3 separate regions of the Homo sapiens genome follow, and regions 1 and 2 are each linked to region 3. A link is a contact called in ENCODE Hi-C or POLR2A ChIA-PET data. All regions are on one chromosome and are shown on one strand. The core of a region is the stretch at or near the end of the contact, and the rest is flanking DNA. Distances in the headings are between cores, read along the strand shown.

What was found. A loop is a pair of places that touch in the nucleus more often than their neighbours do. ChIA-PET counts read pairs that join two places held with the same protein, here RNA polymerase II (POLR2A). Pooled maps may share reads with other maps.
Region 1: a loop to region 3 is called in a pooled map, with 5 times the contacts of the local background. The contact joins two enhancer-like sites. A Hi-C loop is called at or near these places in 17 of 37 single-sample maps with no recorded cell type and 11 of 50 pooled maps. POLR2A ChIA-PET finds 5 or more read pairs at or near these places in 1 of 52 experiments (GM10248).
Region 2: a loop to region 3 is called in a map of CD8-positive, alpha-beta T cell, with 2.9 times the contacts of the local background. The contact joins two enhancer-like sites. A Hi-C loop is called at or near these places in 1 of 168 maps with a recorded cell type or tissue (CD8-positive, alpha-beta T cell), 2 of 37 single-sample maps with no recorded cell type and 8 of 50 pooled maps. POLR2A ChIA-PET finds 5 or more read pairs at or near these places in 4 of 52 experiments (H1, PC-9, T-cell and 1 more).

The regions. Positions count from the first base shown.
Region 1 is chr10:119,702,108-119,707,098 of GRCh38, reverse strand. No RefSeq gene overlaps it. Among named protein-coding and RNA genes, the nearest start is that of INPP5F, 21 kb to the left of the region's middle. RefSeq lists enhancers at 2,142-2,421, 3,052-3,101, 3,112-3,161. Within about 2 kb of position 3,003, at least 6 of the 41 ENCODE cell types and tissues checked have a DNase peak (open chromatin) inside an H3K27ac peak, as active enhancers do.
Region 2 is chr10:119,266,340-119,271,137 of GRCh38, reverse strand. All of the region lies in intron 1 of GRK5 (G protein-coupled receptor kinase 5), which reads right to left. Among named protein-coding and RNA genes, the nearest start is that of GRK5-IT1, 60 kb to the right of the region's middle. RefSeq lists enhancers at 1,809-2,058, 2,189-2,418. Within about 2 kb of position 2,142, at least 12 of the 41 ENCODE cell types and tissues checked have a DNase peak (open chromatin) inside an H3K27ac peak, as active enhancers do; they include CD8-positive, alpha-beta T cell, where a contact is called at or near this core.
Region 3 is chr10:119,500,368-119,504,946 of GRCh38, reverse strand. All of the region lies in intron 4 of RGS10 (regulator of G protein signaling 10), which reads left to right. Among named protein-coding and RNA genes, the nearest start is that of RGS10, 40 kb to the left of the region's middle. Within about 2 kb of position 2,571, at least 8 of the 41 ENCODE cell types and tissues checked have a DNase peak (open chromatin) inside an H3K27ac peak, as active enhancers do; they include CD8-positive, alpha-beta T cell, where a contact is called at or near this core.

The DNA.
Region 1 (4,991 bases), core at 1,754-4,253, 200 kb before region 3:
TGCTCAAAGCTCTCAAAGCTGTATGGAGCAGATGGCCAAATCGATGGCTTTGTCATTCATCCTCCTTCCCGCCCCTCCCCCTACCCTTCACGCTGAACTCCAGAATGGGGAAGATCATATGGCCAGGACCCAGCTGTCTGAGACTGCTCAAGCTGCCATGACAAAGTGTGACAGAGTGGCAGGCTTAGCCAAGAAATTTACATCCTCACACTTTTGGAGGCTAGAAGTCGTATTAATCCATTCTCACACTGCTACAAGGACATACCCGAGACTGGATAATTTATAAAGGAAAGAAGTTTAATTGACTCACAGTTCTGCAGAGCTGGGGAGATTTCAGGAAAGTTGTAATCATGGCGGAAGGGAAAGCAAACATGTCCTTCTTCACATGGCAGCAGCAAGGAGAAGTGCAGAGTGAAGCAGGGAAAAGTCCCTTATAAAACTATTATATCTTGTGAGAACTCACTATCAGAAGAACAGCATGGAGGTAACCGCCCCCATGATTCAATTACCTCCCACTGGGCCCCTCCCACAACATGTGGGGATTATGGGAGCTACAGTTGAAGATGAGATTTGGGTGGGTACACAGTCCAAGATCAAGGTGTTGGTAGGGTTGATTTCTTCTGCAATCTTTCTCCTTCACTTACCATTGGCCTCTTCTTGCTGTGTCCTCACATGGTTATCTCCAGGTTTATGTGTTGTGTGTGTCCTAATCTTCTCTTCGTACAAGGACATCAGTCATATTGTATTAGGGCCCAACCTATTGACCTCCTTTTACCTCAGTCAGCTCTTTAAGAGCCCTGTCTTCAAACCCAGTCACAGTCTGAGGTACTTGGGGGTTTGGACTTCAACACGTAGATTTTAGGGAGGCACAATTCAGCCCATACCACCAGCCAAAGATCTTATCATCAGCTTACCTGCATCTCCCTCCTCCCCCCATCATTCCCTACCTTAGGGCCCATCCAAATTGCCCTACAAAATGTGGAGTCCCTTCTCTATGCACAATATGAAATATATGAAATAATATAGACATATAGAAACCAGATACTTGCAACAACCTATTCATGACTGATATACCCTTAAGGTTCTTGGACAAATGGGAGTACCTATTAAAAATGATTCTTTCAGGCCAGACACAGTGGCTCACACTTATAATCCCACCACTTTGGGAAGCCAAGGTGGGAGGATTGCTTGAGCTCAGGAGTTCGAGACCAGCCTGGGCAACAAAGCAAGACCTTGTATCTACTAAATTTAAAAAAAAAAAAAAAAAAATCAGCCAGGTGTAGTGGCAAATGCCTGTAGTACCAGCTACTCAGGAAGTTGAGGCTGGAGGGTCGCTTGAGATCAAGGCTACAGTAAGCTATGATCGTGCCACTGAGCTCCAGCCAGGGCGACAGAGCAAGACCCAGTCTCAGTCAATCAATCAATAAGATCCTTTCAGAGACATCTTGAAAATATTTTTTAACTGAGAAAGTGGAAAAAAAAAGTCAAGAAACTGACTTAGTTTCATTATTAGTCTAATCTAAAATAACAGGTTTGCTGTGTGCTAAAAATAATACTCAGACTCTCTGAATGAGTAAGCCCACTAAGAATAAACAGGGTTTTTTTAAATCATAAAAATGTCAATCATAATCAACACCTAATGTGGGAAAGTATCTTCCTCTTAAAAATATTAAGAAGGTGGCTGGGTGCAGTGGCTCACGCCTGTAGTCCCAGCACTTTGGGAGGCCAAGGTGGGTGGATCACAGGAGTTCGAGACCAGCCTGGCCAACATGGTGAAACCCTATCTCTACCAAAAACACAAAAATTAGCTGAGTGGGAGGCACCTTGTAATCCCAGCTGCTTGAGAGGCCGAGGCAGGAGAATCACTTGAGCCCAGGAGGCAGAGGTTGCAGTGAGCCAAGATTGCGCCATTGCACTCCAGCCTGGGCGACAGAGCAAGACTCCATCTCACAAAACAAAAACAAAAACAAAAAAAAATTAAGAAGGTGAGCAATGAGCAACAAAAACGTCTAAATTTTGCAGACAGAATAAGAGCCCAAAGGTTGTACACACTGAAAAACAAAACCGAATAGCTATTCATATTTTCCTTAAGGTTTGAGGACAAAGAAGCTCTAGAAGAAGGTTATACTGGAGCCAGAAAGGAAGCATACAAAAATATCCCTATCTATTTTTGTAAAGACAGGGTCTCACTCTGTTGCCCAGGCTGCTCTTGAACTCCGGGCCTCAAGTGATCCTTCTGCCTCAGCCTCCGAAAGTGCTGGAATTATAGACGTACCCCACCACCTGTGGCTGAGTTTCTCTTTCAACCGACAAATAGAACCTTTCTTGGAGTTAGAAAGTAGGAGATCAGGAGCTTCTCACTAATGATGGTGTAATTCAGCAATGGATCCCTTTTCGGGTCATCAGCTTAGTGTCAGTTCCTGGTTCTATCTGACTCATTGCAGTAGTGGGAGGTTTCGAAAACTTGAAGTCAGGAGGGTTTACATCAATTTCACATATTACAAACAACAACAACAACTCACAGCGCTAGGGAGGCATCCCATTCTACTCATCTTTACAACCTGACAAGAACAGGAATACATTCAACAGAAATATTCTTCTCTGCTACGAACAGATTGAAATAAATACCTGAGTTCCTGATAGAATGGAAAATAACAGCTTTCCATAGGTGCGGAATCACCAATGACATCAGAACAAAAATTATTGCTCGGTACCAAGGAGAAAATGTCTTGAGGACAAGATGTGAATAACAAGTTCAGAAGAAGGGAAGGTCAGTCAAAAAAAAAAAAAAAAAAAAAAAGCAGCCTCCTGGGCGACAGAGCAAGACTCAAAAAAAAAAAAAAAACGAAGATGAAGGATGATTATCATGCTACCTCTAAATTTCTACAGCAGGCTCCATAGAGCTCAAAATACTTTAAAGACGTATTTTTATTCTGAAGTAGCAGGAAGGAAATATCAGCAGCGTTTACAGATGTTGAAACTGAAGCATCACATCATTGGGGGATGCCCAGTTCTCCCTGCAGCATCTACTAGCTGTGCAGGATGGGGCCTACAGAGTGAGTTTCTGTCTTTCCTAGGAGCTTACCAACTCAGTCATCAGAAGGTTTCCCCAATCCAAATATATATTATTTTAATGTAAAAATAGAATATGTTGGCAGGGCGTGGTGGCTCACGTCTGTAATCCCAGCACTTTGGGAGGCCAGGGCAGGTGGATCACGAGGTCAGGAGATAGAGACCATCCTGGCTAACACAGTGAAACACCGTCTCTACTAAAAATATAAAAAATCAGCCAGGCATGGTGGCGGGCACCTGTAGTCCCAGCTACTGGGGAGGCTGAGGCAGGAGAATGGCGTGAACCCAACAGGCAGACCTTGCAGTGAGCCGAGATCGTGCCGCTGCACTCCAGCCTGGGCAGCAGTGCAAGACTCCGTCTCAAAAACAAAGAATATGTTAATAATTATATTAAAATTTCCATCAGAAACCTCAAGGCTATTGAGAACCAGGATTAATCTACTGATTACAATAAGAGAGGGGGCTGGGCACAGTGGCTCATGCCTGTAATTCCAGCACTTTGGGAGGCTAAGGTGGGAGGATTTCTTGAGCCCAGGAGTTTGAGACCAGCTTTGGCAACATAGTGAGACCCCATCTCTATAAAACATAAGTGAATTAATAAATAAAATAAGAGAGGGGACAAAGAGATGTGGTCATTTGGTCAGTGTATTGGTTTTCTAGGGCTGCTGTAACAAATGACCATAAAGTGGGTGGCAGTAAACAACAGAAGTGTATTTTCTCACAATTCTGGAGGCTAGAAATCCAAAATCAAGGTGTTGGCTGGGCCAGGCTCCCTCTGAAGGCGCCAAGGGAGAATCCTTCCTTGCCTTTTCCAGCTTCCGCAGGCTGCCTGCAATTCTTGGTGTTCCTTGGCTTGTAGATATATCACTCCAATTTCTGTCTCATTTGTCACACGGCACTCTCCCTGTGTGTCTGTATCAGTGTTCAAATTTTTCTCTTCTTATAAAGGTACCAGTCATTGAACTAGTGTTCCAGTAAAACCTCATCTTAACTTTTTTAGATCTACAAAGGATGTATGTCCAAATAAACTCACATTCATAGGTACCGGGGATTAGGACTTGAGCATATCTTTAAGGGGACATGATTCAGTCAGCAATAATCAGTTTGAAAACAAGATATTACTACCTAGTGGTAAATACACTCAAAACTACCAAAGGCCATGACTCTCCCCCCAAAAATGGAGATAGCATCATCTTTACTGTTGAAATAGCCCAGAATGTCTTTCTGAATAAGCTCTCTCTAGATGTTCTTCCCACCTCTAAGACTCATGATTATCTATGACTTAAAACTTACCGTCTCACAGACTCTCTCTCTATATGCAGCTTTTCCATTACAACATTTTCACATCCCCATCCTTGAAGCTGGTAACTGTGTTTTTTGTTGTTGTTTTGTTTTTTGTTTTTTTCCAGAGGAAACTTGTCCTGAAATGGAGTGTTTTGTTCTAAACAGTTCATGTATCCTTTAGAAGGAAAGGAGAGGGATGTTCACAGACAGAAAACATATAGTAAAAATAATTAACATATTTGAGCTTCCATTCTGCTTAAGACTGTGGTAGACACCATCAGTCTGTTTAATACACATGACCATTCCCATTTAGGGACATGGAAAATGAAGGGCAGAGCACAGAAGGAACTTGCCAAAGTCTCACGGACCCTAAGAGGGTAAAGGGTAAACTACAGATACAGGCATATGCACCCTACTTCTGACCCCAAGAGCAACACAACTAGGACAGGTGAAAGGAGTAGAGGATGGGATGAGAAAGGCCAGGGACAGAAGCTTCCTTCCTTTCTTTTGCACCAAGCAGCGGTTTGTTCAGGAGCTACCGTTTTCCGTTTGTGCAGTGCTGCCTCTGCACCTCAGCAAATTTCTGACCGACCAACAGAATCAGAATAAGCCACTCATACAACACCCCACAACAG
Region 2 (4,798 bases), core at 893-3,392, 230 kb after region 3:
GTCCTGGTGCTATCTGACAGTGTGAGCTTACTTACGAAAGCCCGGTCTGCTATTCAGTCACTTCTAGGCGGGTCCTGTTATTATTATTAACAAAGATAAGATTACGACTAATAATAACACTCATGACATTTAAATGCATTTCATCCTATCGCTTCAGCCTTGCTCTCTGAGGTAGGGTAGAGTTCAAATTCCACATTTGTGTTCCGCCAGGGGCCCAGCATGCCAACTCACTCAAACACAGATGAAATTTCCAGAGCTTTCTTAAGAATGAAGTGAGTTTTTTTCCTTTGCACTAACGTGCCAAGCACACTGCAGTTTGAGCTGCTGGAAGGAAAATGCCTATTGTTACACCTACAAAACCCTACTTAACTCTCAGCTTCACACCTCTCAGGAGAAACTGCTGAAAATCTCCTAGAGACTGCCCCCCAGCTAATTTGTGCATTCCCCCAGCATTTGAGGGTCTTCTGCAGAGAGGGCTGTGGGCCGCATGACAGACCTGCACCTGCACAGAGCAGCTTATGGGCCTGTCATGGAGGTGAACAATTGTCCCCTGGTTTCTTAGGGGATTGGTTCTGGTGCCCCCCTCAGATGGCAAAGTCCATGGATGCTCAAGTCCCTGATATAAAATGGTGTAGTATTTGTATAAAGCCCATGCATATCCTCCTATACACTTTACATCATCTCTAGATTACTTCTAATACCTAATACAATGTAAGTGCTATGTGTATACAGTTGCTATAACGTATTGTTTAGGGAATAATGACAAGGAAAATGTTTGTACATGTTCAGTACAGACCCAAGCATCCTTTTATTTCTGAGTATTTTCAATCTGCGGTCAGTTGTATCCACAGATGTGAAAGTTGCAGATACAGAAGGCTGACTGGACATCAATGAAGGTACAATTACACATTTTGGTGACAAGTGGCAAAGAGATGAACAGAGGACTGTGATGAAGAATGGCAGGGCTGGCAGTGGGCTGCAAAGGAGCCCTGCTAGTTAGGATGCAAATAACAGGCCCCCAAGAAGGTAATATTTATGCCCAACCCTGAATGCCAATGAGCAGTGAAGGAATGTGGAGAGGAGAGCACGGGACTCTGGGCAGAGGGAACAGCAATAGGAAGGTACATTCAAGGTACTCCAAGGAGGCTGGAGGAGCAGACAAAGTGTGGGGGACTGGCACAAGGCCCCCTCCCTCCCAAAGGCCAACACCCCAGGCTTTGGAGCTGGCTGGCCCCCTCCAAGGTGGCTCTGAGAAAGAGGCTTGGAGAGCCAACTCAGCAACTTTTTTTTTTTTTTTTTTTTTTTAAGATGGAGTCTCACTCCATCTTGCAGGCTGGAGTGCAGTGGTGCGATCTCAGCTCACTGCAACCTCCGCCTTCTGGGTTCAAGCAATTCTCCTGCCTCAGCCTCCCAAGTAGCTGGGATTACAGGAGCACACCACCATGCCCGGCTAATTTTTTTGTATTTTTAGTAGAGACAGGGTTTTACCATGTTGGCCAGGCTGGTCTCAAACTCCTGACCTCAGGTGATCCACCCGCTTTGGCCTCCCAAAGTGCTAAGATTACAGGCGTGAACCACTGTGCCTGGCCATTATATCAGTCTTGACCCTAAACCTAACCCTGACTCCCCAGGATGAGAGCACGCAAAGCTCTCTGAACAGGGCCTACCCACGGAAGCCTCATAATGTGAGCCCATTACAGGGCTAACCACACGGGTGCTGCTACCCCAGGAACCCTCGGCTGCATGTTCAGGGACTATAGGACGTCCTCAGGAAACCCCTTCCATGGGTTTGGGGGCTCCCAACATCCACCTGTACCATTCTTGCTTCTCACGGGAAGTAGGCCACAACTATTGTCTATTGTTTGTTCTCCAGCAAGTCACCCTAACTGTCAGAGAAGAGGCTCGTGCTTCAACAAGCAGGGGGAACGCGTCAGGTCATCAAACTTCCTGTGAAAAGTCCCTCTTTGTTTAGAAAAGATGCTGGTTTGTTTCTATGTTTCTGTTAGAGAACAAACAGAAAGCTGCCTGGAAGAGTCTAGAATGAGGTAAGAGAGTTCCAGTCAGCCAGTGGCAGAGGCCCCCAAATCTACCCTGAGCAGAGAGCAGATGTCATCTGCCTGTGACAGGAAGCCCATGGGAAACAGATACCATCTCCCTCTGGGCCCCAAGGCCCATGGGGACTCCGCTGCAGGGTGAGGGCACCCCCTTTGTTATCTACTCACAAGTCACCCCAGAAGTGAGGACAGCTGGCTCCTGGGCCGTGGTGGATGATGGATGAATCCCACCTTGAGATCAAGGCCTGGAGACAGGGCCAGGGTAGCGTTTCTTAGGCACTAAAGAGGCAGCACCAGTCCAACCCTATTCATTACTAGCTCAGCCTTTCCTCAGTGTCCTGAGATGACGAGAATGATAGTGATGACATTGGGGACAGTGACGACAACTGCCATAACAACTACTGCAACAGCAAACACTTGGTCAGCATTTATCACCTGCCAAATCTCAACAACCCTATTATCGTACCCATTTTACAGATGAAAACACAGAGGCTCAGGGAAATTAAGCTGTCGGAGGTCACATCCTAATTGAATCTCAAAGGAGGTAAGGTTCAAATCCAGCCAGCCCAGCATTCTGGCATTTAACCACTAAATCACACCTCGTCTTGGGCAACAAAAGTAGCAAAAGGAAGGACTGGCGCAAACTGTGGCAGGTCCTCAGACATCAGGACCATCTGCTGAAACCAACGGGGCTGCCCAGGGGCAGAAGGAAGCTAAGCTGGGGCTTCTCCGGCAGTGAATTCTCTTTACACCGGAAAACACTGCATGCAAAAAAACAGAAAAACACTGCTTGGGCTTTGTTTTTAAAATAATCGAATTATGTGTACTCAATTTAACACAAAGCTTGTTCTAAAGTTGACTTTGTTCATTCCATTTTCCCATCTGCTGCTTTAGAAGTTGGTGATGGATAAACAACCAATACAGAAAATTTCTGCATCTAGGCGTGTGCATGGAGCTGTGGGTGAGGCCAGTGTCCACAACAGAGACAGTGAGTGCCAGCCGTCTCTACCTTGTTCCTTGCCATTTAGTGACACACCCTGCAAGTCCCAAACCCCAGTGGGCTCCAGAGAGGATGCTCACTGGGAATCAGCACAAACAAGGGAGACTCCGTCCTCCTCTTCCTCTTGTCCTCAGGAATTGTCTGCTTTTGTCCTTCTCCTCAGGGGACCCCATTTCCTATGAGGCAGCATGTAGGGTTTTGGACCTGGCTGGGCTGTGGGGGGTGGGGAGTGTGGAGGAGCTGGGGTGGAGAGGACCCATCTTCTGACATGGGAGCGCCTCCCTGTTCCATGTCATTGTTTGTGTGGCTGAGCCAGCATGAAACTCCCAACCAAAACCACAGCTTTGAAAACACGTGCAGAGGTCACCTAAGCTGCCTCCCGCCTTTCCTGGAGGACAGTTTGGGTCCACGAGCGGTGCTGGACCTCCTTGCTATAGAACCTAAGGCTGGTTCGGTGCTTTTATTGCCTATCTACCTGCCATGTCCTCAATCCCTAAAACAGGGCCCGTCCGCTGAGCCTCCAGCCCCTTGCCATCCTGTGGAGAGGGCTGCCCAACCCAGGGTGGGAATCCCTTGCCTGGCCACGGTGAGGAGTCTGCTGCCCAAGGCCCTGTTATGACCCCACAAGTATGACCCCAGCTCCCAGACGGGCAATCTGACAGCAGCAGGGGTCATCTAAAGCAGCGCCAGACAACAAAACACAGCTAGGCACGGTGGCTCACACCTGTAATCCCACACTTTGGGAGGCCAAGGTGGGAAGATCGCTTAAAGCAGGGAGTTTGAGACCAGCCTGGGCAACACAGGCAGACCCTGTCACTGCAAAAAGAATTTTTTTTTTTTGAGACAGAGTTTCGCTCTTGTTGCCCAGGCTGGAGTGCAATGGTGTGATCTCGGCTCGCTGCAACCTCCGCCTCGCAGGTTCAAGCAATTCTCCTTCCTCAGCATCCTGAGTAGCTGAGATTACAGGCGCCCGCCACCATGCCTGGCTAATTTTTGTATTTTTAGTAGAGATGGGGTTTCTCCATGTTGGTCAGGCTGGTTAGAACTCCCGACCTCAGGTGATCCGCGCACCTCGGCCTCCCAAAGTGCTGGGATTACAGGCATGAGTCACCGCTCCCAGCCCTACAAAAATAATTTTTTAATTAACTGGGCATGGTGGCACACGCCTGCAGTGCTAGCTACTCAGGAGGCTGAGGCAGAAGAATCACTTGAGCCCAGGAGTTCAAGGCTGCAGTGGGCTGTGATCACAGCACTGCACTCCAGCCTGGGCAACAGAGCAAGACCCTGTCTCCATAAAAAAAAAAAAAAAACTCTTCCCCCCCACCCACCCAACCCCAGCAAATGGCCAAATCCAAGCCTAGTGGGAAATCAGCAGAAGCAATAAGAAAAAGCAGTGAAAGCCTCCTTGACTCCATGAAGAATCCACCTTCCCCGCTTCCTCCTCCAGCCACAGGATTAGACAGCGGGTTCCCTTGGCCAGCCCCACCGGCTTCACTACTTAAACTTCCTCACCCTTGAAAACACCCAAGTTATGAAGGGAAGGAAAAGCCCATTGGAAGGTAGCTGGGTGTTTGGGAAGGGCTCTTCTTGATAACAACCAGCATCATTTCTTTTTTTTTTTGAGACGGAGTCTAGCTCTGTTGCCCAGGCTGGAGTGCAGCGGCGCCATCTCGGCTCACTGCTCACTGCAACCTCCACCTCCTGGGTTCAAGCGTTCTCCCGTCTCAGCCTCCCGAGTAGCTGG
Region 3 (4,579 bases), core at 1,322-3,821:
TTCAAACAGCAGAAACGTATTCGCTCAGCAGAAACGGATTGAAAATATGACATCAAGGTGTTGGCAGGGCCCTGTTCTCCACAAGACTCTGGTGGGTGGTGGCGAGAGGGTGTGGGGGGTGCTTACTTGCCCCTTCAGCTTACAGACTGCTGGTGGCTGCCGGCACTCCTTAGCGCTCCTTGGCACGTGGCTGCATCACCGATGTCTCCCTCTGCCTTCACACGCCTTCTTCCCTCAGTGTGTCCCCTCCTCTTCTGATAAGGACACCCAGTCCCTGGATTTAGGGCCTACCCTAAATGCAGTATGATTTTATTTTGAGACCCTTATGCAACCCTCTTTTCAAATGAGGTCCATTCTGAGATTCGAGGTGAATGTAAGTTTGGGGGAACACCATTCACCCCACTACTGACCTTTGGGGACATATTGTTTCTCACTTAGACACATGGATACACTCTTAAAGAATGTATTTGGAGCCGGGCGTGGTGGCTCATGCCTGTAATCCCGGCACTTTGGGAGGCCTAGGAGGGTGGATCACCTGAGGTCAGGAGTTTGAGACCAGCCTGGTCAATGTGGTGAAACCCCGTCTCTACTTAGCTGGGTGTGGTGGCGCACACCTGTAATCACAGCTACTCAGGAGGCAGAAGCAGGAGAATCGCTTGAACCCAGGAGGCGGAGTTTGCAGTGAGCCAAGATCGTGCCACTGCACTCCAGCCTGGGTGACAGAGTGGGACTCCATCTCAAAAAAGCAAACAACAACAACAAAAAAGAACGTATTTGGGATCATTGTTTTTAGATAGGGTGTGTTTTTAAAATTTAGTATCAGTCATTTAACATTCACGGGCAGTTTTCCATGTTACTCTCTTTGCAGCCCTCGTTTTTATTGTCCTGCCATGCGAGTGGCAGATGGCCTCATGGTTGGGAGTGGGGGCTGCAGAGCCTGCCAGGGCTGGCCTTCCGCCCTTCTCTTTTGCTCACTGTTATGGGCTGAACTGTGCTCCCCTCCCTAATCCATATGTTGAAGTCCTAATCCCCAGAATGTGACTTTATTTGGAGATAGGGCTTTAAAGGGGTAATTAACATTAAACAAGGACATTGAGGTGAGCTCTAACCCAATCTGACTAGTGTCCTTGTGAGAAGAGGAGGTAAGGACACACGTGCACCGGGGAGACCCTGTGAAGACGCAGGGAGAAGGTGTGGTCTACGAGCCGAGGACAGCGGCCTCAGGAGAAACCAACCCTGATGGCACCTTGACTTGGACTTCTAGCCTCCAGAACTGTGAGGAACCCCTAAGCCCCTCGTTTCTTCCTCTGTCAAATGGGGGTCTTCAGAGCGCTGGAGGGAGAACTGAATGAAAGAATGCCCACACGCTGCCCAGCGCAGGGCTGGAGGGCACTGCAGCCGCGTTGGTACTAGCCGGGTTCATTTCCCCAGCCTCTGCTGCTGCACAGCGCACGATTTCTCTTCAGCCACTGGTAAACACTTACTGGGCCCCAGTCACAGCTCTTTTCCCTGTGATAGATGAGGCTCTGGCCAGTAGCTGGGCACACGATCTCTGGCCACTTTCTTGGAAGAAAGTTTTAGGTGCATTCTCTTTTTTTTTTTTTTTTGAGACAGGGTCTGGCTCTATCACCCAGGATGGAGTGCAGTGGCGTGATCTTAGCTCACTGCAGCCTCAACCTCCGCGGGCTTAGGTGATCCTCCCACCTCAGCCTCCTTAGTAGCTGGGACTACAGGTGGGTGCCACCAAGCCCTGCTAATTTTTATATTTTTAGTAGAGACAGGATTTTGCTATCCGCCCGCCTCAGCCTCCCAAAGTGCTGGAGTTTCAGGCATGAGCCACCGCACCCGGCCTTAGTTGCATTCTCCATCCTCTAAGTCACCTTTGCTGAGCCCCGTCCCAGGAGCACCCTGTTGCTGTGTGCTCCTGAGCCAGGCCCAGGGGGTCGTTGGCCGGTGGCAGTCAGAAGTCTGCCCGTGCACCCCATGTAAAGCAATCAGGCTTCCCACAGCCCAGGCGCACGAGGGCTTTGGGGGCGACATCCTCTCCTTTCTCCAGCCTGTCTGGGTCCAACAGCCACAGCTGCCTCCCAGTCACTGCAGCAGCACGGGAGATGGGCAAGGGCTCTCAGAGGAGGAAACCTCTGCCTGAGGGACTTCTGCACTCGTGGGGCATTTCACACCTGCCCCAGTAGGGAGTGGCCCTTATGCTCTTAATAAATAGTTCGCAGCCCCCTCCCCTCAGGCTTGCTGGCAGCCTTGGGATCTCGGGATCTCGGGGTCGAGTCCTGCCAGCCCGGTGCAGCCCCTGAGCTTCCTCCCAGCCGAAGCAGCCTCCTTCCCTCCCCCTCCTCCTCTGCCCTGGGTGCCCCCAGCACCGGCCTTTTTTCTTCTCTACTTTGAAGTCTGAGCCTCAGAGCCACTACAGGCAAACAGGATGTTCCTCTCCCACATGCAGACTTCACACGAGACGCTTGGGTCGCACCGCATCCTGCTTAGAGTGGTGGGTCCCATCTGCGTGGACCTGGGGTGGGAGTGGGTACAGGACTGAGGCTGGGTGCCAGGTGGGACCTTCGTGCAACTGGTTTCATTAGTCACATTTGAGCGTTCATTGCAGACTTTGAACTAGGTGAGCCTCTGAAAGTTTCCCCTTGGGGACTCTTGTGCCTGGAAGGGCTGAATAAGGCAGATGGTGACGCTTGCTTAGCACGTCGGTGGGAGGCCATGAAGGAGTAATGGCGTTTCTCATCCCCCACCTCAGCCCTGGCTATGATTTTTGTATTTTCTGGGATTAAAAAAAAGTTTGTTTTTTTTTTCTGTAAACCTCAGCAAATTACAATCACACCTGGAATTACAGGATGGCTACAAGATAGATGACTGCTCTAGTGTGGCACAGGACAGGGGCTTAAGGAGGCAGGGTCTTGCTGAGCAGCTGGAGGACTCGGGCAAGACTAGAAGGGCACCAGGGGATGGGCAGGCGCTAGTTTAACAGTTTAAAGAAAACCTAAAGTCCCAGGTCTTTCTCTGGGTTGTGGACTCTGTTTATAGCACAGTGACTCAGGCAGTTCTGCTGTGGTTGAAGCCATCTTGGGAAGATGAAGGTGTAAAATTTGAGGGTTCCAGTTCCCTCCTGAAGCACCTCCCATCCTCCAAGCAGATGTTCTGAGTCCTTTGAGTCCCTCAGATGTTTGTTTTATTTTTAATTTTTATTTTATTTCTTTTTTTTTGAGACAGAGTCTCACTCTGTTGCCCAGGCTGGAGTGCAGTGGTGTGATCTCAGCTCACTGCAGCCTTTGCCTCCTGGGTTCAAGTGATTCTTTGGCCTCAGCCTCCTGAATAGCTGGGACTACAGGTGTGTGCCACCACGCTCGGCTAATTTTTGTATTTTTAGTAGAGACGGGGTTTCACCATATTGGCCAGGCTGGTCTTGAACTCCTGACCTCAAGTGATCCACCTGCCTCCACCTCCCAAAGTGCTGGGATTACAGGTGTGAGCCACCGCCCCCAGCACCCTCAGATGTTTAATTTACAAAATAGTGTATGTGTGTTGGGAGAGGGCAGCCTTAAAAGATGTCAGGGTTTTACCATCCACTTGACAACCCCGCCTGGCAGTCAGTGACATTCTAGACATCTCTGGAACTTTCCACTTGGTTGTTCCGTGTACCAGGGTGAACCATGTGGATTTTTAGTTGCAGAGTGTACTGCGAGTTAAGTGGAAAGGTCTGAGAGAGAGAGAAATGAGGGGTGGGAAAGAGATCATAGCCCTTGACAGCTGGAAAAGGCTTTGTGCTTCTCTTTCTCTGCCCCTTTCCTGGGGCAAGGGAGGAGGGCAGATGGCACAGGATTGGGTAGCAGTGGGGGAGAATGAATGCTGGTCACAAGGACTGTGGCCCAGAAAAGAGGTTCAGTGGCGGCCAGAGGAAGCTACTGTGCCTGGGGACAGCCCTCTGAGCACCTGCCATGCCGGCGGGGGCAGCCGTCTAATCTGGGGCACTTCAGCTCTGTCGGGTGTCCTCTTCGCTCACCTGACATACCTTAGAGTTGTTTCATTCTAGGGATGTGCTCCCCAGCCTGTCTGATGGCACAGATGTTGGCATTCTGCAGCTGGCTGCTCTATTCTTTATTTGGGACCTGTTCCCTTGCTAAGATTATAGTTTTGCTGCCCTGCCCTGCAGTGAGCACGCCTCATTTTGACTCCTGGTACAATAATAGGTTTGTTTGAGATCTCGGATGCCAGACTTACTGGGAGTCTTAACAATGCTGGCATCATATGATATGTCAGTGATCTTTTTAACACCACTGTCTCTACAGAAATGGTTTCTATTCGGCTGTCTCAAGCTCTTGGAGAAATACATCCTTGTCTTATCTAGGCAAATAAAGTGGAGAGTCTTGAAGGACTTCTTGGTACAAGGGTCTGAATCAGTGCTGTGTGAATCTATATTTCCGTGGAAAATAAAGGCATATTTGTTCATGTGACTGTCTATATATTCCATTGAGATTATTGCATAATGACCAAAAATCTCCAGGAAATCTGCCTTGTCTAGCAGATGACTTATTTGAGCTTTCTTAGTGTGTTCTTTGCA